2 separate regions of the Homo sapiens genome follow, and region 2 is linked to region 1. Evidence: chromatin loops called from intact Hi-C (ENCODE). Cell type or tissue: K562. All regions are shown on one strand. Links, peaks and the distances in the headings refer to the core of each region. The heading gives the core; the rest is flanking DNA. Region 1 has its middle 91 kb from the start of SLC30A10. Region 2 overlaps RAB3GAP2 (RAB3 GTPase activating non-catalytic protein subunit 2).

What was found. Peaks named below come from ENCODE experiments on the same cell type or tissue, not always from the same donor. Only the 100,000 strongest peaks of a DNase experiment are listed, where the experiment ranks them.
Region 2: a loop joins it to region 1, with 6 times the contacts of the local background. A loop is called at or near these places in 1 of 110 quality-filtered maps.

The regions. Positions count from the first base shown.
Region 1 is chr1:219,829,730-219,845,435 of GRCh38, forward strand. It overlaps a transcript of LOC105372926 not described here. Among named protein-coding and RNA genes, the nearest start is that of SLC30A10, 91 kb to the right of the region's middle. RefSeq lists enhancers at 3,265-4,210, 9,306-10,049 and a silencer at 5,684-5,884. In K562, for the core only: a CTCF peak has its summit at 8,201 (motif pointing right); a DNase peak (open chromatin) is centred at 8,202; H3K27me3 peaks cover 1,076 bases.
Region 2 is chr1:220,149,374-220,165,079 of GRCh38, forward strand. It overlaps RAB3GAP2 (RAB3 GTPase activating non-catalytic protein subunit 2), which reads right to left. Exons shown (of 35, transcript NM_012414.4): 27 at 15,360-15,426; 28 at 12,825-12,895; 29 at 10,013-10,048; 30 at 8,429-8,503; 31 at 7,897-8,115; 32 at 4,595-4,684; 33 at 3,812-4,033; 34 at 2,233-2,391; 35 at 1-2,033. The coding sequence ends at 1,878. Among named protein-coding and RNA genes, the nearest start is that of MIR194-1, 39 kb to the left of the region's middle. RefSeq lists a silencer at 4,891-5,091. In K562, for the core only: no CTCF peak of the experiment used is centred there; a DNase peak (open chromatin) is centred at 3,958.

The sequences.
Region 1 (15,706 bases), core at 5,366-10,365:
CACAAGTCTTTCAATTAGACTGAAACAAAAGGAACACTGAGGAGGGGAGCAAATACTGCCTTTATAAAGTGTTATGGGACCAAGCTGAGAAAGACCTCGAATGCCAAGTCCTTTGGTGGTAACATCTCAACTACTGAAGAAATGAAATTATCAGCCAGGGAAATGGGATTATCAGAGCTACACTTGAGAGAAAGCAATGAGTTACAATGTGTAATAACTGAAATCCTGATCTTCCCCCACCCCCAAAATATGCTCCTCTCAGGATCTTCCCCTTTCAGTTAAGTGACAGCCCCTTCCCGCCTCCATTCTCCCAGTTGCTCAGGCTGAAATCCTTGTCTCTTTTTCCCAGTCATCCACAGCCCATCCATCAGCAAACCCTTTTGGTTTTACTTTCCAAATAGAACCAGCCTTTTCTCACCATTTCTACAAGTACCACCAACTACAAAAAAGCATCATCTTTTTAATTTTTTTTTTTATTTTTTAGGAGCAGGGTCTCACTCTGTCACCACGGCTGGAGTGCAGTGGTGCAATCATAGTTCACTGCAACCTCAAACTTCCAGGCTCAAGCAATCTTCCTGAGTAGCTAGGACTACGGGGCGTGCCACCATGCCCAGCTAATATTTTTATTTTTTGTGTGTAGAGACTAGGTCTCACAATATTGCCTGGGCTGGTCTTGAACTCCTGGCCTCAATGGATCTTTCTGCCCCAGCCTCCCAAAGCGCTGGGATTACAGGCATAAGCCACCACACCAGGCCTCATTTGTCTCTTGCTCGTAGTATTAAATAGCCTCCTAATGGCTTCCTGCTTCCTTCTTATCTCCTCTGCAGTCCTTTCTCCACAAAGCAGCAAGAAGTATCTCTTTTTTAAATAAAATACTTGTGTGTGTATTTTATAAAAACACGTGGCCTTACATAATCTCAGCACAATTATCAAAATCAAGAAAATTAGCACTGATAGGATACTATTATCTAATCCCCAGTTGATAGTCATATGTAATTGATTGTCCCAATAATGTCCTTTAATAGCTCCCACCTACCCCAGTGCAAGATCCAGTTCTATATCACATCGTGTATTTATCTGTTATGGCTCTTTGTTCCCGTTTAATCTGAAATGATTCCTTAGCCAATTTTTTTGTTTCTTAGCCTGAATATTTATTTAAAAAAATATAAACCAGTTATTTTGGAGAAGGCTTCCCAGTCTGAATTTTTCTGATATTTCTCCATGATTAGGATTCAGGTAATGCCTTCTGGAGGGCAGAAAAACCATGAAAGAGATGTGGTGCCCTCAGTGCTTCCTTTCCAGAAGCACACAACGCTAGTTTGTCTATTTTTCGTCATATTAATGGTGATTCTTTATGAACATCTGACAATGTTCTTCAACCATAAGTACGTTCCTGCTTTCTCCCCCGTACTTCCTTTGCAGGTAAATACCTTAAGGTTATGCAAGTAACTGTTCAATCATCAAACTTTCAATCACTAGTTTTGGCATCCATTGATAATTTTCTAAATTCACTGTCCCTTCTACATTTATGAATTGGCAATACAATGTAAGGAGAAACATTTTTGTCCCTCCAATTTATTTATTTATTCACCCATTCATTCATTTACCTTAGTACAAACTCATAAACCTTAACTGAATTTATTGGTTTATAATCCCAATTTTATGCTAAAATTGGTCCAGATTTGGTAAATAAAACCTCTTTAAGCTAGTTGCTATGTCCTGTTTATTATTATTATTATTATTGTTATTATTATTATACTTTAAGCTCTGGGATACATGTGCAGAACGTGCAGGTTTGTTACATAGCTGCACACATGCCATGGTGGTTTGCTGCACCCATCAACCCGTCATCTACATTAGGTATTTCTCCTAATGCTATCCCTCCCCTACCCCCAACCCCAGATAGGCCTAAAACCATAAAAACCCTAGAAGAAAACCTGGGCAATACCATTCAGGACATAGGCATGGGCAAAGACTTCATGACTAAAACACCAAAAGCAATGGCAACAAAAGCAAAAATTGACAAATGGGATCTAATTAAACTAAAGAGCTTCTGCACAGCAAAAGTAACTATCATCAGAGTGAACAGACAACCTACAGAATGGGAGAGAAAATTTTTGCGATCTATCCATTTGACAATGGGCTAATATTCAGAATCTACAAGGAACTTAATTGAATTTACAAGAAAAAAACAAACAACCCCATAAAAAAGTGGGTGAAGGATATGAACAGACATTTCTCAAAAGAAGACATTTATGCGGCCAACAAACATATGAAAAAAAGCTCATCATCACTGGTCATTAGAGAAATGCAATTCAAAACCACAGTGAGATACCATCACATGCCAGTTAGAATGGCGATCATTAAAAGGTCAGGAAACAACAGATGCTGGAGAGGATGTGGAGAAATAGGAATGCTTTTACACTGTTGGTGGGAGTGTAAATTAGTTCAACCATTGTGGAAGACAGTGTGGCGATTCCTCAAGGATCTAAACCAGAAATACCTTTTGACCCAGCAATCAGATTACTGGGTATATACCCAAAGGATTATAAATCATTCTACTATAAAGACACATGCACACGTATGTTTACTGCAGCACTGTTCACAATAACAAAGACTTGGAACCAACCCAAATGCCTATCCATGATAGACTGGATAAAGAAAATGTGGCACGTATACAACATGGAATACTATGCAGCCATAAAAAAAGACGGGTTCATGTCCTTTGCAGGGACATGGATGAAGCTGGAAACTATGTTCTTTTTTTCAAAAAAAATGAACTTTTTATTTTGGAATAATTTTATATTTATAGAAAAGTTACAAAGATGGTAGAGAGCTCACATATACCCCTTACCCAACTTCTCCCACTATAACCATTTTACATTACCATGGCACTGTTCTCAAAACTAAGTAACCAGCAGTGGTACATTACTATTAACTACACTCCAGACTTTATTAAGGTTTACCACTTTTTCCACTAAGGCCCTTTCTCTGCTCCAGGATCCAAGGCAGTATGCCATGTTGCATTTTGTCCTCGTGTCATCTTAGTCTACTCTACTCTCACAGTTGTTCAGTCTTGCCTTGTATTTCATGACCTCAAAAGTTCTGAGAAGTACTGGTCAGGTAATTTTTAGAATATACCTCAATACAGGTTCATCATATGTTTTCATCATGATTCAACATGGATTATGGGATCTGGAAAAGAATACCACAGAGATGAGGTCCTCTCGTCATCATAGCAAAACAGGAAGTAGTGTGGTAGCAACATGACTTATTACTGGTGATGTTAAACTTGATCATTTTGGTTAAAGTAGTGTTTGCCAGTTTTCTCCACTGTAAAGTTACTATTTTCCCCTTTCTATATCTACTCACTGGAAATCAGTCACTATGTCCAGTTCACACTTTTGGAGAGTGAGGAGAGGGTAGATTATACACACATACTATCTGAAATTCTTCTGTAATGAAAATTTATTGCTCATCCTTCATTAATTTGATTATTCAATTATTTATGTATAGCAACATAGGCTTATGTACATTTATTTTATACTTGTGTTATAATTCAATGCTACATTTAAAAAAAAATTACTGTTTAAATTCTTCCAGTTTTGGCCCCCAGGAGCTCTTTCAGGTTAGTATGTCTGTCCCATGCATGCCTACATGCTTTTACTTTCTGAGCACTTCCTTATTTCCTGACACTACAAGACTCTCCAGGCTCATCTTGTATTTTTCGCACTCTTGCCCTAGAATCAGCCATGTCTCCAAAAAGCCCTGGCCCCTTTCACTGAAAAACAATCTTTAGAAAAAGCAAGATCTGAGTGTTCAGCGTGCTCATTGCTCCTGGGGTGGCACTGGCTCTAGACCAAGAAACTTCCTTTTAAACCATAAGCGAGAGAGGCATGGTGGTGAGAGATGAGGCTTGAACACCCACTGGGTTTTTGTTGTGCTGATCTCAGTAAGGACCAAAGCAGTAATTTACATTCTAGATCCTCTGGGAAAACAGAATAAATCCCACAGATGAGTTAGTTGGGAGAAAAACATGAACATAGGTGATGCAGTGCATGCCAGAATTGAGAGAACTAGATGAAAAAGGAGTGTGCAAGGACAGGCCTGGTGTATGCCTGTGCCCAGTGAAATTATAAATCGCATGCTCTTTGCACCCAAAAGTGTCCCCATTTGGACTACAAATTACCTGGTCAACTTAGAAACTGCCTTGAAGATGAGATTTGTGATAGCTGAGCCACTGATTAAGAATATTACAATGTTTTGCTGTGTCAAACAATGTAATCATTCCTTTGCACATTTTATAGAAATTTTTATAAAGATTTAAACCATATTTCAGTGTTTCTTGGATGTCAAATGTGCCTCCGTTAAATGTGCTTCTTTTCTCTTTGGCACCTAGCTGTCCTCCCCAGGCTAAGCCCTCCCTCCAAAGAGGAAAAGAGCTCCATCTGAAAAATCCATTTGCTACAAGAGATAGAAAGAAGTTATTTAGGCAGATAGTATGGGTAAGAGAGTCCTCAGCAGAATTTCCCTTTTAATGAAAAACAGCCTCAAACTCGTTTCTTTTCTAACAACTGCCTGAAAAATCGAGCTGCAGACATAGATACAAGCAAGCTAGAAGCTTGCACAGGTGAATGCTGGCAGCTGTGCCAATAGGAAAGGGCTACCTGAGAGCCAGGCATGTTCCACATGGAGGCTCTATCTTCCCTTTTCTTTGTCACCACGTGTACAGTAAGGAAACAGGCAACATGGCATCAGCCAGATAGAGAACCCATCTGCATAATAAAAGATTAGGGTGGGGTGGCCAGCTTTTTCATGCCCTATGCAAATGGCACATCTAGCCCTAACCAGTTTTTCGCACCCTATGCAAATGACACACCTGGTCCAACCAATCTTTTGTGCCCTATGTAAATCCAATACCACCTCCTCAAGCTCATCTATAAAACCTGATGTATTTCACAATGGACCAGAAAACCTGCTCGGGACCCCTCTCTCTGCAGGAGAGAGCTCTTCTCTTTCTTTCACCTATTAAACCTCTGCTCTTAACCTCACTGCTCGTGTGTCCGTATCTTTGATTTCTTTGGCGTGGGACACTGAACCTCGGGTATTACCCCAGATGAATGATGCTGCTTTGCATTGTTTCTATAGTCAATTGACCTCATCAATTGTGCTCAGTTTATAATCTCTGAACTTTTTCTACCTGAGGCCCTTTTGGTGTCCTAGGAGAAGATATGACAAATAGGAGGAAAGAAATTTAGAAATTTACCTTCTTTTTTTTTTTCTTCTTGAGACGGAGTCTTGCTCTGTCGCCAGGCTGGAGTGCAGTGGCGCAATCTCTTCTCACTGCAACCTCTGCCTCCCAGGTTCAAGCGATTCCCCTGCCTCAGCCTCCCAAGTAGCTGGGACTGCAGGCACATGCCACAATGCTCAGATAATTTTTTTGTATTTTTGTAGAGATGGGGTTTCACCTGTTGGCCGGGATGGTCTTGATCTCCTGGCCTCGTGATCTGCCCGCCTTGGCATCCCAAAGTGCTGGGATTACAGGCGTGAGCCACAGCGCCCAACCAACAAATTTACCTTCTAACCATCTTTTCTCGCTTACCCCATCCTCTTTCAGCTTGACCTGTATCTTGGGTAACATCTTAACCTTATGTCCACAGCTTCCTCCACTGTGTGTCCTCGCTTCACTTCAACACACCATCTTGAAGGACACAGGACACAGGTAGCATGGGAAGTAAGCTTCATGCAAGGATCTAGAGTTCAGATTTTGACATTTGAAACCACTACTGTTTATGCAGCAAGAAAAAGAAAAAGTTTTCTTCTTAGATTAAAAAAAAAAAAGGCAGAGCAAACTATACAGTGTAATTTGAAAACTCCAGCTGTCCACCCAACAAGAAAAAGGAGTCCAGTAATTCCTGGCAATGACAGAAATTTGGTGAATGTACATAGTGCTAAATTTGGAATCTAGCTGAACACTCATTTTTAAATTGGTTTTATGAAACAATGATTGCTCTAGAAAGTGTGGTCCTAGAAAATTTAATCAACTGCAAAAGAACCAATAGAGTTTGTGAAGGCTTGACAATTAAATCGTTTTAAATATTTAACTAAAAGGGTCTCCTGGTTTCTTTCAAAGTTGTACCAGCAAGGGTTACCTAAGTGCAAGCAAGCCCAGGTGACATTTTTATATTTCCAGGAAACTCTTGTGCCAGGATTCAGCCCTTAGAGAATGATCAAATCTTCATTAAAACTCCCAAAAGTAGGAATTGAGACCAGGAAATAAGACATTCTCACTCCACCAGTGTGTTTAGTGCCAGAGCTCAAACTGTGAGAGCTGCTCAGGAAAAGGTCTTAGACCTGGCAAAGGATGTGTTGTAAAAACCCACAGCCCCCATAGCGACCTGCCCCATTTCCTGCAGAAAGAGGCAAGGACCTGCCCAGAGCCAGAGGTCAGAAGGTAGCTGTGGAGTAGCCCTGCTCAAGTGGCCTCCTTAACCTGGTGTCCTGAGAATGTGGCTCAGAGCCAAGCCTGGGAAAATCTGGAGAGTCCATCTGAGGTTCAAGGTACAGTCCCTTCCTCTCACCACCTCCTTCTTTTGGGGGGCTGTGGTCGGGAGGGTGGTTTCAGGAAGCAGGGTCTTGCTCTGATACCCTGGCTGAGTGCAGGGGCACAATCACAGCCCACTGGGGCCTCAACTTCTTGGACTCAGGTGATCCTTCCACTTCAGAATCCCGAGTAGCTGGGACTACAGACATGCGCCACCCTGCCTGGCTAATTTTTTTATTTTTTGTAGAGATGTGGTCTCGCTATGTTGCCCAAACTGGTCTCCAACTCCTGGGTTCAAGTAGTCCTCCCACTTCAGCCTCCCGAAGTGCTGGGATTACAGGCATGAGCCATCTTACCCAGCCTCTTTCTTCAATCTCAGGACCAGGCTCTACCCTGGAGTGACTGTACCAATGGCAGGTATCAGAATCAATTTATTTTCATGCTTCACCTTTTCATGCTTCACCTGCCTATGTTCACAATTCAGAGCAATAATTCCAATGAGAGTTTCATCATCACCTCTCTATTTTTCACTGATGGTGTTGTCATTATTGGGGTTAGGGCAAAGTGGGGCATAATAGCAAAGACATGAATTCAACTTAAGTGTCCATCGACAGAGGATTGGATAAAGAAAATGTAGCATATATACACAAAAGAATATACACTGCCATAAAAGAGAACGAAATCACATCTTTTGCTGCAACATGGATGGACCTAGAGGTCATTACCGTAAGTAAAAACATCTCAGAAACAAAGCCAAATACCGCATGTTCTCACTTAAAAGTGGGTGCTAAATAACATGTACACATGGACGTAGAGTGTGCAATAATAGTCACTGGAGACTCAAAAGGGTGGAGAGGTGGGAGGGGTGAGGAATGAGAAATTAATTACTTGATGGGCATGACGTAGGTTATTTGGGTGATGGTTACACTAAAAGCTGAGACTTTACCATTGTGTAATATATCCATGTTAAAAAAAAAAACTGCACCTATACCCTTTAAATTTATACAAATTTTATAAGAAAGTGAAGAAGTAGAATTGTCAATGAGTGCCAATTGTTAATCAGGAGACTCTTGTTCTGATACTACTACAACTTACCATTGGATTTGAGAGATGTTGCTTAGATTCTTCAGGAGTCAGTTTTCCCATCTATAGAATGAGAGTCCGGAGCAGGTAAGTATAGTGTAATGGAAAGTCCACAACACTGAGTCACAATTCCTGGTGTGAAACCTAAAGCACCTAATTTAGCCTTCCTTTGCCTAACTCTCCTTTCATTTAAAATGGAGATAATAAGATCTGTGTTGTCTATTTTTCAGGGCTACTTTGAGGGTCAAATCATGTGAGAGTTCTTTAAAAACTTTTCAGCGATACATAAACATACAGCGTTACTCTAACTGTTGCTGCTTTACCATTGTCTTCTAAGTTCCCTTTACATTCTAAAATCATGATTTCAAAGTCTTTCAACATGAAATACTGTACCTGGCATTCCCTTAACTCTTTCATGGTCTTTCATGTATTCAGCCTTGGAATGTGATCTTAGAACAAATGAACCAAAGACAACACCAACATCCACCTCTGCTTTCTCGCTCTTTCAAGTTCTAACAGTCGAGAATGTGAATGCTCAGTTACTTAGAATAAAGATCGTCCAGTAGATGGTGCTGCTGTCTCTGAAAATGGACTGAGAAACCAAAGCGACTTCATCTTCCCTACTAAAAAGTTTGGAGAATACAGTTGAGGCCAGTCTATGGAGAGCCTTGAGTGGTAATCAAAGAGTGTTTGAGTTATTGTCTATTCAGTGTGAGGTCAGTCCACAGTGTGAGCCGAAAAAAAACAATGATGAAAGACATTAATTGGAAAAGTTAATTTGATAGAAAACTAAAGGATAGGATGTAGAAGACAGTGACCTGTTCAAGCGTGAAAAGACAGAAAGGCCTTGAGTTTCCAGAGTCTATAGACAAGTAATAAAATGCATAACAATAATAACAATAATTTAAGTAATATTAATTTTTAATAAGTTAATATCAACATAATTATTATTATGAAGCACTGTTCTAATCACTTTACATAATGTTAACTATTTAACCTTCACAATAAAGCTATGAAGGAGGAATTGTTATTATGCCCATATTATAGAGGAGTAAACTGAGGTTGAGTAACTTGCCCAGAGTCACTCAGCTCATACATGGACTTGAGCTGAGATTCATATCTAAGCAGTAGGCTCCAGAGTGTGTGCTCTGGTGACCTACACTAAAATGGCTTCATCTTTTACAGCCCCCATGGTAAACAGCAATAACATCGAACAAATCATCGAACAATAACATCCACTAAATGGATGATTAGAAAAGAGTAAGATGACAGTCCGGCCTTTCCCACCCTGAATTTAAGGTGAGGACAGGGTGTACCTCACTTAAACCAATGAAGTCATTTGGTCCATTCACTATCTTAATCAACATGGGATTCCCTTTTACAACTTTTCAGAATGGTTATTATAAGGTCGAAAATGAAAGGCAAGGTCATTTTCTCCTAAGACTTCATCTTTTCCTTACAACCAAATTGGCCTTTGTTTGTCAGGCTTAAAATCAAGGTGAAAGGTTCCTTCACTGCTTCCTCTGTGTATAAGAGATAGTGTTGGCTCCATATCTGTTCACCCATCCACCCATTTTTTAACATAGCCACATCTTGACTTCTTACAGGAACAAGGACAAGTTGGAGGTAGAGAGGGGAAAAATCTAGTGCATAGCATTTATTTTTGATGTAACAGTGTATTTTGTCATTTTTTCATTTGTATTTTCAAGTGCATCTCATTGCAAAGTGTTCAGGTCACTTTGCTCTTTGAAGGCTCTCTAATTGACATTAAATCCATAATGTATTGACGTAGAGTGAATTATAGGAACCTAACAGTAAGAGAAAGGAAAGAGGAGCCACTTATGAGTTGAACTGTCACGGAGCTGCTGTTCCTTCGGCACTACTGAATGCAAATTCTTGGTATGTTCCTAAGGATGCTAGACTTCCCAGTCTACAGAATTTGAGATCTTTCTGTTGAAAAATAAGAAATGTTGGGGGGGTGGCGCCAAGATGGCTGAATAGGAACAGCTCCCGTCTACAGCTCCCAGCTTGAGCGACACAGAAGACGGGTGATTTCTGCATTTCCATCTGAGGTACCGGGTTCATCTCACTAGGGAGTGCCAGACAGTGGGCGCAGGACAGTGGGTGCAGCACACCGTGCGCGAGACGAAGCAGGGCGAGGCATTGCCTCGCTCGGGTAGCGCAAGGGGTCAGGGAGTTCCCTTTCCTAGTCAAAGAAAGGGGTGACAGACGGCACCTGGAAAATCGGGTCACTCCCACCCTAATACCGCGCTTTTCCGACAGGCTTAAAAAATGGAGCACCACGAGATTATATCCCGCACCTGGCTTGGAGGGTTCTATGCCCACGGAATCTCGCTGATTGCTAGCACAGCAGTCTGAGATCAAACTGCAAGCCGGCAGCGAGGCTGAGGGAGGGGCGCCCGCCATTGCCCAGGATTGATTAGGTAAACAAAGCAGCGGGAAGCTCGAACTGGGTGGAGCCCACCACAGCTCAAGGAGGCCTGCCTGCATCTCTAGGCTACACCTCTGGGGGCAGGGCACAGACAAACAAAAAGACAGCAGTAACCTCTGCAGCCTTAAATGTCCCTGTCTGACAGCTTTGAAGAGAGCAGTGGTTCTCCCAGCACGCAGCTGGAGATCTGAGAACGGGCAGACTGCCTCCTCAAGTGGGTCCCTGACCCCTGACCCTTGAGCAGCCTAACTGGGAGGCACCCCGCAGTAGGGGCAGACTGACACCTCACACGGCCGGGTACTCCTCTGAGACAAAACTGCCAGAGGAATGATCAGACAGCAGCATTCACAGTTCACGAAAACCCGCTGTTCTGCAGCCACCGCTGCTGGTACCCAGGCACACACGGTCTGGAGTGGACCTCTAGCAAACTCCAACAGACCTGCAGCTGAGGGTCCTGTCTGTTAGAAGGAAAACTAACAAACAGAAAGGACATCTACACCAAAAACCCATCTGTACGTCACCATCATCAAAGAACAAAAGTAGATAAAATCACAAAGATGGGGAAAAAACAGAGCAGAAAAACTGGAAACTCTAAAAGGCAGAGCGCCTCTCCTCCTCCAAAGGAATGCAGCTCCTCACCAGCAACGGAACAAAGCTAGATGGAGAATGACTTTGATGAGCTGAGAGAAGAAGGCTTCAGATGATCAAACCACTCCGAGCTACGGGAGGAAATTCAAACCAAAGGCAAAGAAGTTGAAAACTTTGAAAAAAATTTAGACGAATGTATAACTAGAATAACCAATACAGAGAAGTGCTTAAAGGAGCTGATGGAGCTGAAAGCCAAGGCTCGAGAGCTACATGAAGAATGCAGAAGCCTCAGGAGCCAATGCGATCAACTGGAAGAAAGGGTATCAGTGATGGAAGATGAAATGAATGAAATGAAGCGAGAAGGGAAGTTTAGAGAAAAAAGAATAAAAAGAAACGAGCAAAGCCTCCAAGGAATATGGGACTATGTGAAAAGACCAAACCTACATCTGATTGGTGTACCTGAAAGTGACGGGGAGAATGGAATCAAGTTGGAAAACACCCTTCAGGATATTATCCAGGAGAACTTCCCCAATCTAGGAAGGCATGCCAACATTCAAATTCAGGAAATACAGAGAATGCCACAAAGATATTCCTCAAGAAGAGCAACTCCAAGACACATAATTGTCAGATTCACCAAAGTTGAAATGAAGGAAAAAATGTTAAGGGCAGCCAGAGAGAAAGGTCGGGTTACCCACAAAGGGAAGCCCATCAGACTAACAGTGGATCTCTCGGCAGAAACTCTACAACCCAGAAGAGAGTGGGGGCCAATATTCAACATTCTTAAAGAAAAGAATTTTCAACTCAGAATTTCATATCCAGCCAAACTAAGCTTCATAAGTGAAGGGGAAATAAAATACTTTACAGATAAGCAGATGCTGAGAGATTTTGTCACCACCAGGCCTGCCCTAAAAGAGCTCCTGAAGGAAGCACTAAACATGGAAAGGAACAACCGGTACCAGCCACTGCAAAATCATGCCAAATTGTAAAGACCATCAAGGCTAGGAAGAAACTGCATCAACTAACGAGCAAAATAACCAACTAACATCATAATGACAGGATCAAATTCACACATAACAATATTAACTTTAAATTGTAAGTGGACTAAATGCTCCAATTAAAAGACACAGACTGGCAAATTGGATAAAGAGTCAAGACCCATCAGTGTGCTGTATTCAGGAAACCCATCTCACGTGCAGAGACACACATAGGCTCAAAATAAAAGGATGGAGGAAGATCTACCAAGCAAATGAAAAACAAAAAAAGGCAGGGGTTGCAATCCTAGTCTCTGATAAAACAGACTTTAAACCAACAAAGATCAAAAGAGACAAAGAAGGCCATTACATAATGGTAAAGGGATCAATTCAACAAGAAGAGCTAACTATCCTAAATATATATGCACCCAATACAGGAGCACCCAGATTCATAAAGCAAGTCCTGAGTGACCTACAAAGAGACTTAGACTCCCACACCTTAATAATGGGAGACTTTGACACCCCACTGTCAACATTAGACAGATCAACGAGACAGAAAGTTAACAAGGATACCCAGGAATTGAACTCAGCTCTGCACCAAGTGGACCGAATAGACATCTACAGAGTTCTCCACCCCAAATCAACAGAATATACATTTTTTTCAGCACCACACCACACCTATTCCAAAATTGACCACATACTTGGAAGTAAAGCTCTCCTCATCAAATGTAAAAGATCAGAAATTATAACAAACTATCTCTCAGAACACAGTGCAATCAAACTAGAACTCAGGATTAAGAAACTCACTCAAAACCGCTCAACTACATGGAAACTGAACAACCTGCTCCTGAATGACTACCGGGTAAATAACGAAATGAAGGCAGAAATAAAGATGTTCTTTGAAACCAATGAGAACAAAGACACAACATACCAGAATCTCTGGGACACATTCAAAGCAGTGTGTAGAGGGAAATGTATAGCACTAAATGCCCACAAGAGAAACCAGGAAAGATCCAAAATTGACACCCTAACATCACAATTAAAAGAACTGGAAAAGCAAGAGCAAACACATTCAAAAGCTAGCAGAAGGCAAGAAATAACTAAAATCAGAGCAGAACTGAAGGAAATAGAGACACAAAAAACCCTTCAAAAAATTAATGACTCCAGGAGCTGGTTTTTTGAAAGGATCAACAAAATTGATAGACCGCTAGCCAGACTAATAAAGAAAAAAAGAGAGAAGAATCAAACTGACACAATAAAAAATGATAAAGGGGATATCACCACCGATCCCACAGAAATACAAACTACCATCAGAGAATATTACAAACACCTCTATGCAAATAAACTAGAAAATCTAGAAGAAATGGATAAATTCCTTGACACATACACCCTCCCAAGACTAAACCAGGAAGAAGTTGAATCTCTGAATAGACCAATAACAGGCTCTGAAATTGTGGCAATAATCATTAGCTTACCAACCAAAAAGAGTCCAGGACCAGATGGATTCACAGCCGAATTCTACCAGAGGTACAAAGAGGAACTGGTACCATTCCTTCTGAAACTATTCCAATCAATAGAAAAAGAGGGAATCCTCCCTAACTCATTTTATGAGGCCAGCATCATCCTGATACCAAAGCCGGGCAGAGACACAACCAAAAAAGAGAATTTTAGACCAACATCCTTGATGAACATTGATGCAAAAATCCTCAATAAAATACTGGTAAACCGAATCCAGCAGCACATCAAAAAGCTTATCCACCATGATCAAGTGGGCTTCATCCCTGGGATGCAAAGCTGGTTCAATATACACAAATCAATAAATGTAATCCAGCATATAAACAGAACCAAAGACAAAAACCACATGATTATCTCAATAGATGCAGAAAAGGCCTTTAACAAAATTCAGCAGCCCTTCATGCTAAAAACTCTCAATAAATTAGGTAGTGATGGGACGTATCTCAAAATAGTAAGAGCTATCTATGACAAACCCACAGCCAATATCATACTGAATGGGCAAAAACTGGAAGCATTCCCTTTGAAAACTGGCACAAGACAGGGATGCCCTCTCTCACCACTCCTGTTCAAACATAGTGTTGGAAGTTCTGGCCAGGGCGATTAGTCAGGAGAAGGAAATAAAGGGTATTCAATTAGGAAAAGAGGAAGTCAAATGGTCCCTGTTTGTAGATGACATGATTGTATATCTAGAAAACCCCATTGTCTCAGCCCAAAATCTCCTTAAGCTGATAAGCAACTTCAGCAAAGTCTCAGGATACAAAATCAATGTACAAAAATCACAAGCATTCTTATACACCAATAATAGACAAACAGATAGGCAGATCATGAGTGAACTCCCATTCACAATTGCTACAAAGAGAATAAAATACCTAGGAATCCAACTTACAAGGGACGTGAAGGACCTCTTCAAGGAGAACTACAAACCACTGCTCAATGAAATAAAAGAGGATACAAACAAATGGAAGAACATTCCATGCTCATGGGTAGGAAGAATCAGTATCATGAAAATGGCCATACTGCCCAAGGTAATTTATAGATTCAATGCCATCCCCATCAAGCTACCAATGACTTTCTTCACAGAATTGGAAAAAACTACTTTAAAGTTCATATGGAACCAAAAAAGAGCCTGCATCACCAAGTCAATCCTAAGCCAAAAGAACAAAGCTGGAGGCATCACACTACCTGACTTCAAACTATACTACAAGGCTACAGTAACCAAAACAGCACGATACTGGTACCAAAACAGAGATATAGATCAATGGAACAGAACAGAGCCCTCAGAAATAATGCCGCATATCTACAACTATCTGATTTTTGACAAACCTGACAAAAACAAGCAATGGGGAAAGGATTCCCTATTTAATAAATGGTGCTGGGAAAACTGGCTAGCCATATGTAGAAAGCTGAAACTGGATCCCTTCCTTACACCTTATACAAAAATTATTTCAAGATGGGTTAAAGACTTAAACGTTAGACCTAAAACCATAAAAACCCTAGAAGAAAACCATTCAGGACATAGGCATTACCATTCAGGACATAGGCATGGGCAAGGGCTTCATGTCTAAAACACCAAAAGCAATGGCAACAAAAGCCAAAATTGACAAATGGGATCTAATTAAACTAAAGAGCTTCTGCACAGCAAAAGAAACTACCATCAGATTGAACAGGCAACCTACAAAATGGGAGAAAATTTTCGCAACCTACTCATCTGACAAAGGGCTAATATCCAGAATCTACAATGAACTCAAACAAATTTACAAGAAAAAATCAAACAACTCCATCAAAAAGTGGGCAAAGGACATGAATGGACACTTCTCAAAAGAAGGCATTTTACATTTATGCAGCCAAAAAACACATGAAAAAATGCTTACCATCACTGGCCATCAGAGAAATGCAAATCAAAACCGCAATGAGATACCATCTCACACCAGTTAGAATGGCAATCATTAAAAAGTCAGGAAACAACAGGTGCTGGAGAGGATGTGGAGAAATAGGAACACTTTTACACTGTTGGTGGGACTGTAAACTAGTTCAACCATTGTGGAAGTTAGTGTGGCGATTCCTCAGGGATCTAGAACTAGAAATACCATTTGACCCAGCCATCCCATTACTGGGTATATACCCAAAGGACTATAAATCATGCTGCTATAAAGACACATGCACACGTATGTTTATTGCGGCACTATTCACAATAGCAAAGACTTGGGACCAACCCAAATGTCCAACAATGATAGACTGGATTAAGAAAATGTGGCACATATACACCATGGAATACTATGCAGCCATAAAAAATGATGAGTTCATGTCCTTTGTAGGGACATGGATGAAATTGGAAACCATCATTCTCAGTAAACTATCGCAAGTACAAAAAACCAAACACCGCATATTCTCACTCATAGGTGGGAATTGAACAATGAGAACACATGGACACGGGAAGGGGAACATCACACTCTGGGGACTGTTGTGGGGTGGGGTGAGGGGAGAGGGATAGCATTAGGAGATATACCTAATGCTAAATGACAAGTTAATGGGTGCAGCACACCAGCATGGCAC
Region 2 (15,706 bases), core at 1,495-6,494, 320 kb after region 1:
CCAGTTTTATTATCTAAAATGCTTAATAAGTGCCCCCTCCCCGCCAAGTGATGATGGAATTGAGGATTTATTCTTTAAAAATACCTATAACTCCAAGTTTCTTTGACTAGCCTCCTTAAGTTCATACTACTACTTTCAGCGTACTTGGAAAAATCACAGGAAGAACTAATCTCTTAGAAAACATATAACAAGTGACTGTTAACACAGAGCCAGATATGTTTACAAGAATTCTAGGATGTGTGTGGCTGGGGCAGCGGAGACCCAAGCAGAGGCTGGGAGGTTGGACTAGCCCTTTCCAGTGCTGCTACTCTGTAAAATGTATGTCTCAATCAGACTCACAGGCCCCCATCCCAAATACTCAAGACATCTTAACCATTTATCTTGTAAGATTTCAAGTTTGATAGTTACTTAACAGTAATTACTAAATTTTAGCCAGTTAAATTCTTGTTTGGATGTGCTCTTTTAGCTCAAAAAACAGATTTGTTTTTCTTTTTATATCCCTGAAGGACATACTCCTCAACTTTGCATGATTACTATAGTTGGCTTCTTAAGGGGAAGTGAAGAAACAAACTTCTGTATCACAATGACTTACTATGAATAATAATTGTGATCCATGACAGATACCCATAATTACACTGTATGGCTACATTCTAAAAATATACCACAATAAATACTTGGTATTTGTAGAGCTCAAAGCACTCTTTTACAGAGTTTTGGTTAGTTTGGTTTTTTCTTTTTTTTTTTTTTTTCGAGACAGGGTCTTGCTATATTGCCCAGAATGGCCTCAAACTCCTGGGCTCAAGCGATCCTCCTCCAGCCTCCCGAGTAGCTATAGTTTGGTTTTAATCAGTAAATATTTATTTAGCACTTGGACTGCTCTAGGCACTATAGGGTACAAAATTAGTTGTATTTTATCCTCTCATCCCAGCTGTGAGGTAGGTTTGCTAAAGCTGTAATACCACTAAGCAGTTTTTTCAATACTGTTCCCAAGGACAGATAATATTAGCAAATCCCAGAAGCATTTCTAAACACTTGTAGGAAAAATAAAGTCGGACTTAAAATTTTTAGTATCTTTGCCTTTTTTTTTTTTTTTTTTTTACATAAGTTTTACAAGATAATACATTTTTACAGTGACCTGATGTGGATACAACTTTGCAACTTGGCAAAAAGCAAATCTTAACTTACATTATAATTAATTTGCTGCATTTTACACATCTCTGATTCTCAATTTTGGCAAGTACAACAGGTTAAGGGTTCTATTTAGTGTCCCCTTCTGATGAATATGATGATCTTGAACCCATTCTTCCTCCTCAAGCACGGTCATCCTCCTCTGATGGCAACAGCAGAACCTCTGGGAAAGGAACCTTTCGGTATCCAGAACTCCCAGGTGGCAGCCCAGTGTGGGATTTGGAGCATGACAACAAAGGCATTTTCTCAACATTTACTAAAGGAGAGTGGGGTGTTCTATACGCTACTGATGGGGACTGTACATGAACACATTTAAATTGAATTACAACAACATTTTAGATAGGAAATATAGAATCTTATAAGAACATAATCTAAATTATAACCAATTTTAAATAGCAAAGTTTAACAATAAAGCTACTTAAGTGTTTGAATTAGAAATAAACAGTAAAACATCTGTATTAATTATAACAGAGTTGACATTTGTTTATATTTTATCTTCAGTATTAACCAAAGGAGTGGAATTTAGCCAGGGTTGCACTTTTTAAAAGTTGTATATACTTTTATTTATTTTACAAAAGGAAAAAAAAAGACATACTTTTCCCATAAAATTCCAGGTCTTACTATGTAAAATAACCATGCACTACTTCATGTTATAATCATAATTTTAGACTATTTCCAGTAGGTAAGTGTCATAAAGAAGGAAGAGATATGGCTTCCACAGCTTCAATGAGGTGTAAGGCTAGACCATATTGCCCATGTTTTTCTGGTAAAAGCTCAATTACTTTATTTACTAGTTTAGCTGTTGTTGCAATTGGCACTTCAGTGTTTTGAAGGTCCTGGGGGTCCTGCAAATGGGACACAAAAATAACCTATTATAGACAACTAAACAATAATTGTTATTGACTTAAGAGTTATTACATAAAAATGCTTTTCTTTGTAACTAGGTGAATTAAACTTGTCAAATTTTCTTCATAACTGTTATTAACCAGGCACTCAAGAAAACATCCAATGACCTTTTGCCTGATCTCGTTCTATTGTACTGACCATTGCTTTCAGCCAAGTACACAGTGTGGGTGGAAGTCTGGCAAGCAGCTCCATTCCTTCTTTTGTCTGGGTGTGGAGAAGCGCATGAGCCAGCCTTTGCCCCGTGAGCACCAGCAGCTGAGAGGCAAGGACCTCTTTGTCATGAACCTGTAGAATGGCCTGAAGATAGGAACATGGAGAAATAATACAGTCAGAGTGAGCAGATTTGTTTATTCTATAGGAAAGGGGTTGCCAGTGAAGAGATTCTAGTTGATTTTTGAACTGTGGCCATTTATCTTTTGATTGTATACAACCAAAGATAAATCCAAATCAAACTTAGCATTTAAACCCAAATTTCTGTTCCTTGGTTAATTTTTTTTTCTCTCATCACCTAATCTTTCAATTCAATGTGGCTACTCAGTGTGCTGTTTTCAAACTTTTGGCAAATAAAAGGAGTTTCATGTCATGTCTATTTGAAACCCTCTAATGGCTTTTTTTTGTTGTTTTTTGAGATGGAGTCTCACTCTGCCACCCAAGCTGGAGTGCAGTGGTGCAATCTCAGCTTACTGCAGCCTCCACCTCCTGGGTTCAAGCGATTCTCCTGCTTCAGCCTCCCAAGTAGCTGGGATTACAGGCACATGCCACCACGCCCAGCTAATTTTTTGTATTTTCAGTAGAGACAGGGTTTCACCATGTTGCCCAGGCTGGTCTTGAACTCCTGACCTCAAGTGATCCACCCACCTTGGCCTCCCAAAGTGCTAGGATTACAGGCGTGAGCCACCACGCCCAGCCCCTCTAATGGCTTCTGAATACACTTAGAATAACCATGGGCTCCGAGACCTAGGATAGGGCCATGGCCCGGGCCAGCCTCCCTGCCTCATGCCATACTTCTTTATTCCTTGCTTACTATGTTTGGTCAGCCATACTGGCCTTTCTAGTCCTGGACCTAGTCATTCTAGTCCCCACCTCAGGGCCTTTGTAATTCTTGTCTCAAGCACTGTTCCCCCAGTTTCTGAGTAGCTGGCTGCTGCTTCTCCTTGGGGGCTCGGTTCAAATGTCACCTTCTCTGACCACTCTACTGTAGTGGCTCCTGTTTATTCATATGATCCTGTTTCTTTCTTTTTCAATTTAAAAATAAATATTTTTTTCCTTTTTAGAGACGGGGTCTCGCTATATTGCCCAGATTGGTCTCGAGCTTCTGGGCTCAAGTGATCTGCCACCTGAGCCTTCCAAAGTGCTGGGATTACACGTGTGAGCCACGACACCCGGCCCTCTTTATTTTCTTCATAGCACCTATCATTCAATGCAAAATTTAGCATGCTTTTCTGCTCCTACCAGCAGACTATCAAGTCCATGATGAAGGAACCTTGTCTGTTTTGTTTACTGCTATATCCCTGTGCGTAGGGCAGGCCTGGCACACTGTAGGAATTATTTGATTATAATTTTATGTTTTAAAAAATATTCTATTGTTCTATTTTTATACCTAGATGTTCTAATAAAAGGAAGAGCAAAAGGCTTCATTGGAAACTTAACTGATTCTTTATTCCAACTATCAATTTTATAACTTGAGCCCAATTAACATTCAAAGGGTCATGATTACCTCTTCTCCTAAGTGGTCAACTCCATAGTTGTATAGTTCCCCCACATAATGCCTTCTAACAACATCTTCACTAACTTGAAGGTGATGGGCTAAATCCACAGCTAGAGCTGGCCAATCTTGGTCTTTCCCAAAAGGAGTGGGTGTGGCCTCTTCTGTGGGATCTTTGACCTTTGTGGCTGAATGTTGGGCCTGGACAGCTGCACTGACAACTTTCAATAAGAACTTGAAAATGGAGAAAGAGATAGAGCAATGCATTGTTACTGTTTCATTTTAAAATACCTAAACCAAGTATTGTTAGCTTTTCTGTCACTTATAGTGGCTTTTCCATTAAATTGTTTAGTTATCAAAAAAGGAACACATCATTTAAACAACTAGCTCTCAAGAATACTTTGAAATTGGTCTTTTTTAAATATTATTATTATTTTTTATTATTATACTTTAAGTTCTAGGGTACATGTGCACAACGTGTAGGTTTGTTACATATGTATACATGTGCCATGTTGGTGTGCTGCACCCCTTAAGTCATCATTTACATTAGGTATATCTCCTAATGCTATCCCTCCCCCTTCCCCCCACCCCACGACAGGCCCTGGTGTGTGATGTTCCCCACCCTGTGTCCAAGTGTTCTCATTGTTCAACTCCCACCTATGAGTGAGAACATGTGCTGTTTGGTTTTCTGTCCTTGCGATAGAAAGTAGTCATTCTTTTCAAAAGCCAGCTAGATTTTTCCCTTATGTTTTTTTTTCCAAGAAACAAAAACAAAATCCAATAGCTATAATTTACCTGTTGTCGTACAGAAATAAAATTTGGATCCATTTCCCCACTAGGTAATAACTGAATTGAAGTTAGGTCTTTGAAAAATGCATTTTTTCCCTAAAAAGAAAGAGAGCAAGAAAACTGATGAGTGTGGATTATTAAGGGGGGAGAGGGAGAAAGATTTGTTTAAAACTTAATAATAACTTATGGTTGATTTTTATTTCTCCTTGAACAGTAAGATTTTAGAATAATTTTTATAACAATTATCTAGTATATAGTAGACAGCCTTTAAGATGAAACCCAGTGATCCCCTCCTCCTGGTATTCGTGTTTCCTATAGTCTCCTCTCCTTGCATGGAGGCTGATGACTTGCTTCTAGCAACAGAAGCAGGTAGAGGTGATACATGTTACTTCCAAGACCACGTTCCAAAAGACTGCTTCTTCTGCCTTGAGGCACTCATATTCACTCTCACTTGTTCTGCAGGAAGCCAGGTTCCGTGTTGTGAGCTGCTGTATGGAGAGGCACATGTGGCATAACTGAATCTTGCCAACAATTGTGCTTAGAAGTGAATCACCCTGTCCCCATCCCAGTTGAGCTTTCAGATGCAGCACCTTAACTACAGCCTCATGAGAGACTAAGCCAGAGGCACCTAGATAAGGAGAACACAGATTACTGACCCACAACAACTGTGAGATAATAAATATTTGTTATTTTCAGCCAAGTTTTGGGATGATTTACTCCGCAGTAATAGCTAAGTAATACATATATGTACCCTGAATCCTTTTTTTTTTTTTTTTTGAGACAGAGTCTCACTCTGTTGCCTAGGCTGGAGTACAGTGGTGTGATCTCAGCTCACTGCAGCCTCCACCTTCCTGGTTCAAGCGATTCTCCCACCTCAGCCTCCCAAGTAGCTGGGACTACAGGCGTGTACTACCACGCCAAGGCTAATTTTTTTGTATTTTTAGTAGAGACGGGGTTTTCACCATATTGGCCAGGCAGGTCTCAAACTCCTGACCTCAGGTGATCTGCCCGCCTCAGCCTCCCAAAGTGCTGGGATTACAGGCATGAGCCACCGCGCCCAGCCTCTGAATCCTTTTAAAAACACTTGTTGAATTGTTTAAAAACACCTTATTTAAAAGAACAGATGTGTGTCTAAAGAGTAAAAACAGAATATCAGGAAACAGGATTTTAGAAGTTCCTTGGAAGGAAATGTAATACAGAGCAAAGAACATTGGCCTTTAAGTTGAAAGACCTGGGTCTAGTCCAAGGCTCACCACTTCCATCCAGGTTGCCTTGGGTAAATGACCCACAATCTTGGGTTACCGTTTCTTCTTCTGCAAGCAGGTCATCCTAGGTATCTTCCAATGTGCCTTCCATACCTAATCATCTGTGATTCTAGGTCATCTGTTGTGACTGCCAAGTAGATTAAAGCTACTCATCCTTTAGTGATAAGAAAAACCGGACTTACAGGGCAACCCATGACATTTTGGACATCACTGAGAGAAGTATTTAAAGATTTAGCATACACTCACAATCTGTTACTCGATAGTTCCCACCTGGTGGTCCTAGCTATAGCATCTATAATAGCACCACTTATTATTTACTACATTCCAGATGCTGCTAAGTACTTCATGTTGAATACAAGGAACCCTTACAACAACCATGAGGCTGGCACTGCTACTTTCTGAATGAGAAAACTGAGAGTAAGAAAATCTAAATAATTCTAGTTAGCAAATGGTAGCACCGGGATTGTTTTCACTAGCCACTCAACCATACTAGCTCTCTGCAGATGAGTGTCACCCAGCTGTCTCAGGTAGTCTTGGCATGACATGGGTTGAAACTAAACATTATTGTGCTAATCCAATTCTGGATGTGTTCTGGTTTCACAAAGGCCTTTTCTGATGGGAATACTGAGCTAGGCACTTTATTTTGGTATTTCTTTCTCTTTTTTAACTTTTAAGTACTCTTATCGCTTATATTCTCAAAGATATACTAACTCATTCAAAATCTATACTTTTTTTTTTTTTTGAGACAGAGTCTCACTCTGTGGCCCAGGCTGAAGTGCAGTGGTGTGATCTTGGCTCACTGCAACCTCTGCCTCCCAGGTTCAAGCGATTATCCTGCCTCAGCCTCCCAAGTAGCTGGGAGTACAGGCACACACCACCATGCCTGGCTAGTTTTTGTGTTTTTACTAGTGACAGGGTTTCACCATGTTGGCCAGGCTGGTCTCAAACTCCTGACCTCAAGTGATCTGCCCACCTTGTCTTCCCAAAGTGCTGGGATTACAGGTGTGAGCCACCATGACTGTCCGGGAGTCTCTCATTTAAGGGTGAAATAATAAACCCACTTTCCCACAAGCCTAAGCTGTGTTCTCTAACCCAGCTTCTATCAGTAAAAAGCTAAGTAATAATGTTGACGTTTTTGTCTCCAACAGTTTGTCCTGTCTCTCAAAATTTGACACCTGCGTGGGGAAGGAAAGGATTTTACTATCCACTGCAGCTAAACTGTGAAGGTTACAATAGAATATGTAAAAACATATTCTACTCACAAATTTGGACTTGATCCTGCAGAGGAGCCAAAAAAAATCTTAGGTATAGAACTAATACAATTAAACCTGTCTCTTAGGAAGACAGCTCTTGCAGCATGGGACTGGAGAGAGAGAAACTGGAGGCAGCGTGATTAAGAAAGGGCTGTTGTAATAGCCGAGGGAAAGATGATTATGCCTGAACTAGGGTTATAGTCATGGAGAGAAACGGACAGGCATGATCTATGGCAGAATTTACAAGAATGAATTTACAATGAAGAAAATTGGCTTGAAGTAAGGAATTGGTGAGATAACTTCAAAGTTTCTAGTTTTTGCCAGGGCAAAAATGATGACATCGTTAATAAAATAACCAAGTCAGGGAATTCAGAAGGAACAGCAAATTTAGGTTAGGGGCAGGATGTGGGTATTGGTTTGCAGATATATTTTAGATATGAGGTGTCTGAAGTCCTATAAGACACTCAAAGAGAGAAGTTCAAAAGAAATGAATGCCTCAAACTCTAGGGATTGGTCAGGCCTAGAGATATATAAGAGGGAGAAAATGAGTCTGTCCAGGAATAATATGGAGAATGAGAAGAGCAGACAGCTGAGAGGGCAAAACTCCAAGGGGAGCAGTACAGAAGGTAAATAAAAAGAACGGAATCAAGCAGGGAATGAGGGAGTTGGAACCTCACACCAAATTATACCAGTCACAAAAGTACTGGACAGCTTCTATTAAATATGAAAATCCATGTGTCTGCTAAGCCTGCAACTCCAAAATAGCTCTGAAATCCTGTGAGGTACTTACCTTACTGTCAAAAAGTGAAAGTGGCTTCACGGTCTTCAGAGAAAACCTCATGACTGCATACAAGATGGAGCACAGGATGGAGTGGTGCTCCACCAGTGGGTAGTGGATGTGCTTCTGTTCAAGGGCCAGTTCCACTATGGAGATTGGTCCTTCCACGGAGAGCCACGCATCCTCAGTATCCAGCACAGGCACCTGTATTTCATCCCTGCTAACATCTGCCTAAGGGTTTTGAGAATGGAGGACTGTGTTCAGTAATGGAAAAATAATAGCTTACAAATATCCCAATGAGTTTATTAGCAGCAAAGTGCAAATTCATATTGCACACTGTCCCAAATTGTAATAAAAAAACACAAAGTCTAATTTCAATAAGAATTTAATAAGAAAACATCACTACCTTCTGGGCTCAAGTCAAAATTTAGAAATGAATGAATGAAAAACAACCTCATTAAAATAGTCATTTATTAAATGCAATGGTTTGCAGAATATGTAATATCTTAGGAGCAGTTCAGAATGAAAAATACACCTCTTTTACCTCCATTAAGATCTGAAGAAGATCCAAACAGGAGCCGAGGAAAGATGTCATTGCTGTGTCACTCATTCCCACATCCTGTTTTTTAAAAAGGAACGTAATTAGGCCCTGCAGGAAAACTGCTATAGTTACTGTCAGCCAAACAAGAACCAGGATACAATACACTGGTTCAGCTGACTTTCCACACTGAATAGACAGGCAAGAATTTGAAAGTCAAGGCATTAGCATATTTAAGTTCCTTCTTTTAGATTTACTGTCAACCAATTTTAAAGTCAAGCTTTACAAAGTGGTATAAATATTGACTTTTAAAAAGTAGTGTTCTTTGTGTATTGTAAAGAAACAGCCTCATTAGTTACTATAGATGGTGGCACTTCTGAGCTCACTGTTCAGCTTGCTAAGGCATCTGGTAGCCAAATAATCGTGGTAGATGGAAGATACACACATGAGAATCTAACCTGAAAAGCTCCAAGAAAACAGCCTGGTCTGCTTTCAGAGCGTCTTTTAGAGACTGAACCCGACCCTCTGAGCAAAACTAGAATCCTCAAGCTTGAGAACTAAATACCAGATTGATGCTGTGAGCAACAGACGATTCTCAATGACTCCTTTAAAGGGCTTGTCCAAGGGACCACTGCATTTGTGTATAATCTTTTTTTTTTTTTGAGACAGAGTTTCATTCTTGTTGCCCAGGCTGGAGTACAGTGGCACGATCTCGGCTCACTGCAACCTCCACCTCCCAGGTTCAAGCGATTATCCTGCCTCAGCCTCCTGAGTAGCTGGGATTACAGGCGCCCACCACCATGCCTGGCTAGTTTTTCTATTTTTAGTAGAGATGGGGTTTCACCTTGTTGGTCAGGCTGGTCTCAAACTCCTGACCTCAGGTGATCCACCAGCCTCGCCTTTCCAAAGTGCTAGGATTACAGGCGTGAGCCACCGCGCCCTGCCATATAATCTTTTTAAAACCAACAATCTTATAATTTCCTCACATCCCCAAAGCAAATAATTCAGTGTTTGTGGGTACATGCACACACACATGCATGCACACACACGTACACACTCTAGTCATACAACCATTCTCAAGAACACATCAGAAAAAGTCTTCAACAATGGAAGCTAGTACTATTAATTTCTTGGGTCAAATACAAGTCCCATATCCATGGATTAGAATATTAGTTAAGACTAATGTTGTATTTGTATACTTATGTTATTATATATATCATATATATAGGTAGATCAAATTAACTACTTCATTTGAACCTGCTTCAATTTGATGTTGGATGCTTCCATTATAAATGTCTAATCGGAATATGCAGCAATGGTAGCATGTTAACCTGTTCACAGTTCAAAGCTGAACAACATCTTATAAAAACCTAGTTTAATATGCTATCTAACAATCTGGAAAAGTAAATTAAAACTGGCCATAGTTCATGACCAGTTTCCTTAATGCAGTATTCTCTTTTCATTTTTCTTATCTCCTTCTGATACGTCATCACAATGATAAAAGGCAAAGTTCACCTATACAGTTAATAAAGTACTACATAAAAGTGTGGAATTAACAACCATAATTCTAGCTATGGGAGATTCACTTACCCTTCGGCATAACCTATCTTTTGGTGATTTTCCAACCTAAAATAAAAAGATAAAATGTTGTAACATTTAATAATTTAAATAAAAAGACATTACTATGGCACAAATAATAAAAAGTAACCGAATTTAAAAACCGTAAATGGCGCTATAAGTAAATGTGACAGCCTCATTAATTAGCTGTTGGCTCTACCAACAGTAGATGCAATTAAATTGGTGGTGAAACTTAATCTCACACTGGGCTCAAGAATAATCCTTTTCAAATATAAATTACATATTTCTGAACTATTAAATAAGTAAAAACTCTAAAAATCTGTACAGTCAAATAACTGTGTTGCCTAAAAACCCAGAGCCTGGGCCGGGTGTGGTAGTTCATGCCTGTAATCCTAGCACTCGGGAGGCCAAGGTGGGCCGACCACTTGAGGTCAGGAGTTTGAGACCAGCCTCGCCAACATGGTGAAACCCCATCTCTACTAAAAATACAAAAATTAGCTGGGCGTGGTGGCATGCACCTGTAGTCCTAGCTACTCGGGAGGCTGAGGCAGGGGAATCACTTGAACTCAGGAGGTAGAGGTTGCGGTGAGCCAAGATTGTGCCACTGCACTCCAGCCCGGGCAACAGAGTGAGACTCCATCCCACTCCTACCAAAGAAAAACTAAAAAAAAAACCCAGAGCCTAATTCAGGGCTACTAATCAAGAACACCTAAGAATTCAGCTTGTTGATAAAGGCACAATTGTTTGAAATAGAAAGAAAGGAAAACCACTCTAAAGCACATGGGAGTTATATTCCTAGCCCAGAAAAATTTCCTTACGCAATAAGTACTTATTAAGATTTTACTGTATATGTCTACAGTGTAATAAGTGGGAGGCAAAAGTTCTGCCCTCAGAAATACTACTTGATAAGAGAGGAAACTCACAGGAGACATTGGAGAAAAATGTCACCTCACTACCACTTGCTGGGATTACTGCAACAGCCTTGGAACAACCAAGATCAGCTGACCCCAGTCCCAAGATATTTTGTCTGTTGCCAGAATCATCTTTTTAAACACAAATTTGAATATATAATTCCTCTGCTTAAAACTGCCCCAGTGTCTTCAATATAAAATAATAGCTACCATTTACTGAGCCCTTACCACATGTGCCAGACCCTGTGCTAAGCTTACACATACTACTAGAAAATCCAAATTCACAGCCTGCACAGGAATGTCTTCATCTTAGCTTTTCTTTTCTTCTAATATAGCCTATGTTCCAGCCATCCTAAGCTACTTCTAGTTCTCTGAATCCAACAAGTTGCCTCATATCTCCAGGACTGCTGGGATATACTTTCCTCTCACCTACTTTTTACTGGTATATATATAGGCATCCACCAAAATTTAAGTCAGAAGCCTTCCCCTTGTTTTGTTATTTATTTCCTCCTCTTCTGAGCTCCAAACACTCCCTATTGTCTGTTTACCTGGTGTTCAAACTGTGAGCTCTTTGAGGGCCAGGACCATAACTTCCATTGGTTCAACCACAGAACCTAGCATAGTCTTGGCACATGAGAGATAACACATTATAATAAAGACTTATCCAATCACAAATTTCCTACTTCCTGGTTTAGGACTGTTTTTGCCCCAAAGTAGTGAAGATCAAAAGTGATTGTGGATGTGAGAATGCTGTGAAACTACAAATTGTAACACACATAAATTACATTTTACTGTTATTCTCTCGAAAGACGAGGGGGTAAGAGGTGAAGTTGAATAGGAGAACAACATCATAAAGGCCAAAAGATGCAAGTTCCAAGAAAGAAGCTATTCAGTCAAGGAAGATGAGCACAGAGGAAAGAATGGTTAGATTTAACCAGAAAAATGTTATCAATAACATCAAAGAGAGTAATTTCAAGGGGAGCAGTGGCCTAAAGTTGGGTCTTGGCTGTGGTGCTATTCATGATGCAGGAATGACTGTGACTATACATTTAAAAGAATATGTTATCTTTACAGTGGTAATTCTCTTAGCATCCACTCATCTGATGCTACACTAATCTACATTGTTGAGTGGCCTGTAAAACACACTAACTAGTGTCCCTGGCCACTCAGCTGGAGGCTAGGCTGGTACTGTCGGCATGCTAGCAGCTTCTGCTCCCACCAGTTGAGTTCTATGCTTATATGTTATGCTTGTTCCCAAAGCTACTCATGCTGGTTGTAGATGTCACTGTAATTATGTAATTTAATTCCATAACTGATGAAATATGAATGAGAAAAAAGGGGGAGTTATTTCCATGAATGCTATGTTGAATGCTTTGCAAAGATTTATAGAGGAGAATAACTCCTAGGTCTTTTGGATTAGATACAGAGGGAACAACTATAAAAATTATAGAAATCTAAAGGTTTTGGACTCAGATTACACAACAACTTTAAAAAAATAAGATCTAGCCATGATAGGCAATACATTATGGGTGAGGTTTACACAAGAAAACCAAAGGAGAATGCAATCAACTCCATTCAAAGAAAATATCTTGGCCTTACATCAAAGATTGGTAAGTGTAAATTTGTACACTTTAATTTAAAATAAAATGCAAATCCTTGCTTGAATCAACTACCAGTCCTAATCTCTTTAGTTAAGAGGCTTTTATAATATATTAGTCTCTTTATGAGGATTTAGAGTCCTTCTTTATGTCATTAAAATGCCAGTACTGGGCATTACATTTAACTGAGTATGAGTAAAATCTAATTATCAAATTAAAAAATAGTCTAACAAAGCCTAATGTGAACAATCTTTCTAATATTAGTCAAATAAGAGAATCAAATAAATAAGAAGTCAATACATGAAACTACCTTACCTTATCCATTAAGTATGTAGCAGCAGAAAATCTTTTAACTAAGAACGTATTCCACATCATCAGTGCAATGCCTAGATAGCAAGTAAAAGTAGTAAATAGAATGCTTATATAGTCTCACTTTTATTACACATAAATTACTCTTTCTTAAGCTTATTAAACTATATAGACTATTTTGATTTCATTTTTTATATCTCATGTAATATTTATAAAGTTCATGAAATCTTTAATTTCATTTAAAATCTGATTTAATAAAAATCAGAACTAGGCTGTATAAGAGTATGTCTAAATTGCCACTAAGCATGAAGAAAAGAGTCACATCATTAGTTATGAGAGAAATACAATGTCACAGTGAGACAGCATTACATAACCACCAAAAAGGCTAAGAACAATTTTTAAATTATAATACCAAGTATTAGTGAGGATATGGAACAAATGGAACACTCATGCATTACTGGTGGTATAATAATTTGGTAAAACCACAGGGAAAACTGCTGGGTGGTAGCTACTGAAGCTAAACATGTGTCTGCTCTATCACCCGACAATTCTGCTGGGTATATACACTAGAGAAATGAATACAGAACATATGTATGAGATTGTTGGGAACAGTTTTATTCCCAACAGCCAAACACTAGAAACAATCCCAATGTCTGCCAATTGATTTTTTTCACATATAACTGCAAACTAAAGTATGTAGTTATATAAAAAAGTATTAAAAACAAAATATATAAAAAACAAACAAACAAACAAACCAGGCTGGGCAACATGGCCAGAACCCATCCCTATGAAAAAATGTTTAAAAAATTAGGCATGGTGGCACATGGCTATAGTCGCACTCGGAGGCTGAGGTGATAGCATAGCTTGAGCTCAGGAGTTCAAGATTATTGTGAGCTATGTGTGCCACTATACTCCAACTGGGGTAACAAAGCAAGACCCTGTCACTACTCATTGAGCTGTGGCATTAACATTAAATTTCTGAAACAGTTGTCAATTAGGCAATGTAAACATGGCATTTCACATGCTATTATTACTACCCTTGTAGCTGAGTCTGTCTATGAGTAAGGCCCATCACAGGCTATGAGAAGCCAGGAACCCTACTCGATGGGTAAAGGTACAAATATGTAAAGGCCTGACTTGAAGAAATACTAGTCTGAAGTCAGTTAGTAACTTAATTTTTTTTTTTTTTTTTTGAGACGGAGTCTCTCTCTCCCAGGCTGGAGTGCAGTGGAGTGATCTCTGCTCACTGCAAGCTCCGCCTCCTGGGTTCAGGCCATTCTCCTGCCTCAGCCTCCCGAGTAGCTGGGACTACAGGCACCTGCCACCATGCCCGGCTAATTTTTTATATTTTTAGTAGAGACAGGGTTTCACCATGTTAGCCAGGATGGTCTCGATCTCCTGACCTCGTGATCCGCCCGCCTCGGCCTCCCAAAGTGTTGGGATTACAGGTGTGAGCCACTGCGTCCGGCAGTAACTTAATTTTATCAATAAAGATAGAATAATCTAAACATGATATTTTCTAAATCAGTCAAGGTAAATATATAAATACATACATATATATATATATATATATATATATATAGGATGAAGGTAAGATCTAAGAGATGAATAAGTAATTTTCAAGTTCTCTTCAAGTAAAATGGGATATTTTACAATTTCTGCAACTGGATTTCATGTCACCTGCAAGCATGTGATAGAGGTGAAAAATACATAGCTTCTCTAGAATTTATTACAGAGACATAAGGTGATATCTCCTCTTACCCAGCCTAACACCAAGTCTCATCATTTACTAAGGTTACTAACTAGCTTAGTGCTGATATCCTCAATTCCTATAATGAAACCCATCTATCTATTAAATGGAATCTGTTTACAAGTTCAATATTTTTTCAAGGAGGCATCAGTAGTTGCCAAGGCAGCTAATGGAGAATATTCACATCCATTATAAGACGCACAAGATAGTTGCTACAGTCTAATCTTATTAGGCTTTTGGCTACCAAGATTTTTTATTAAGAATTGCAGTCCTGAGAAATCCATCCCTCTTTCCTTCACTATCTGTGAAGGGTGTAATGAAGGCAGCTGTTCTGCATCTATCATTGATTCCCTCTTTCCTTGGAAAGCTAGATACAGAACAGCTGCCTTCATTACACTCAGGGATAGTAGTCAGCTGCTTGGGGAACAGAAGTGGTGATTACTATCAGTTGTTTTGCCCCTTTATAAATAGCACTTTTCCAAGTAGTTAAAATGGCCAGTACTGTTTTTTTTTTGTTTTGTTTTTTGTTTTGTTTTTTTTTTTTTTTTTTTAGAGACAGGGTCTCACTCTGTCACCCAGGCTGGATGCAGTGGTGTGATCATAGCTCACTGCAGCCTTGAACTACTGGGCTCAAGAGACCCTTGCACCTCAGCCAATACACAGTAATATGTTAGGCTGCAGGATAATCAAATAAAAATTTAATAGGTTGTAAATCTTTAAATTCACATCCTGTTAAATCAGGAAGCCTCTTTTAGATCAAACAGTGATGTTTCTAACATCTGTTTACTTACCATTTTGAACATGTGCATTAAATATTTGCTTCAAGTGTTCTATTGACCTAACAAAAAAACGTGCTTCCTTACATACAGGGAGAAAAAAACGAGAAAGAAAAAGAGGTATCATTTAATAGGTTTTACCATTATCAATGGAGACTTCTTACATAAATTTCTGCATAAAACCACCTAAGAATGTTGCAATAATAACATGAAATTATTGGATAAGAAATAACTTTTGATAAACTGTCCCTCTTCAACTCACATTACCTATACAATAATTAATTCCCAGAAGCTCCTCGGTCATATGGGCTAACATCTGGATTCAAATTTGCTGTGGTTTGAACATCATAGCAATATTCTCT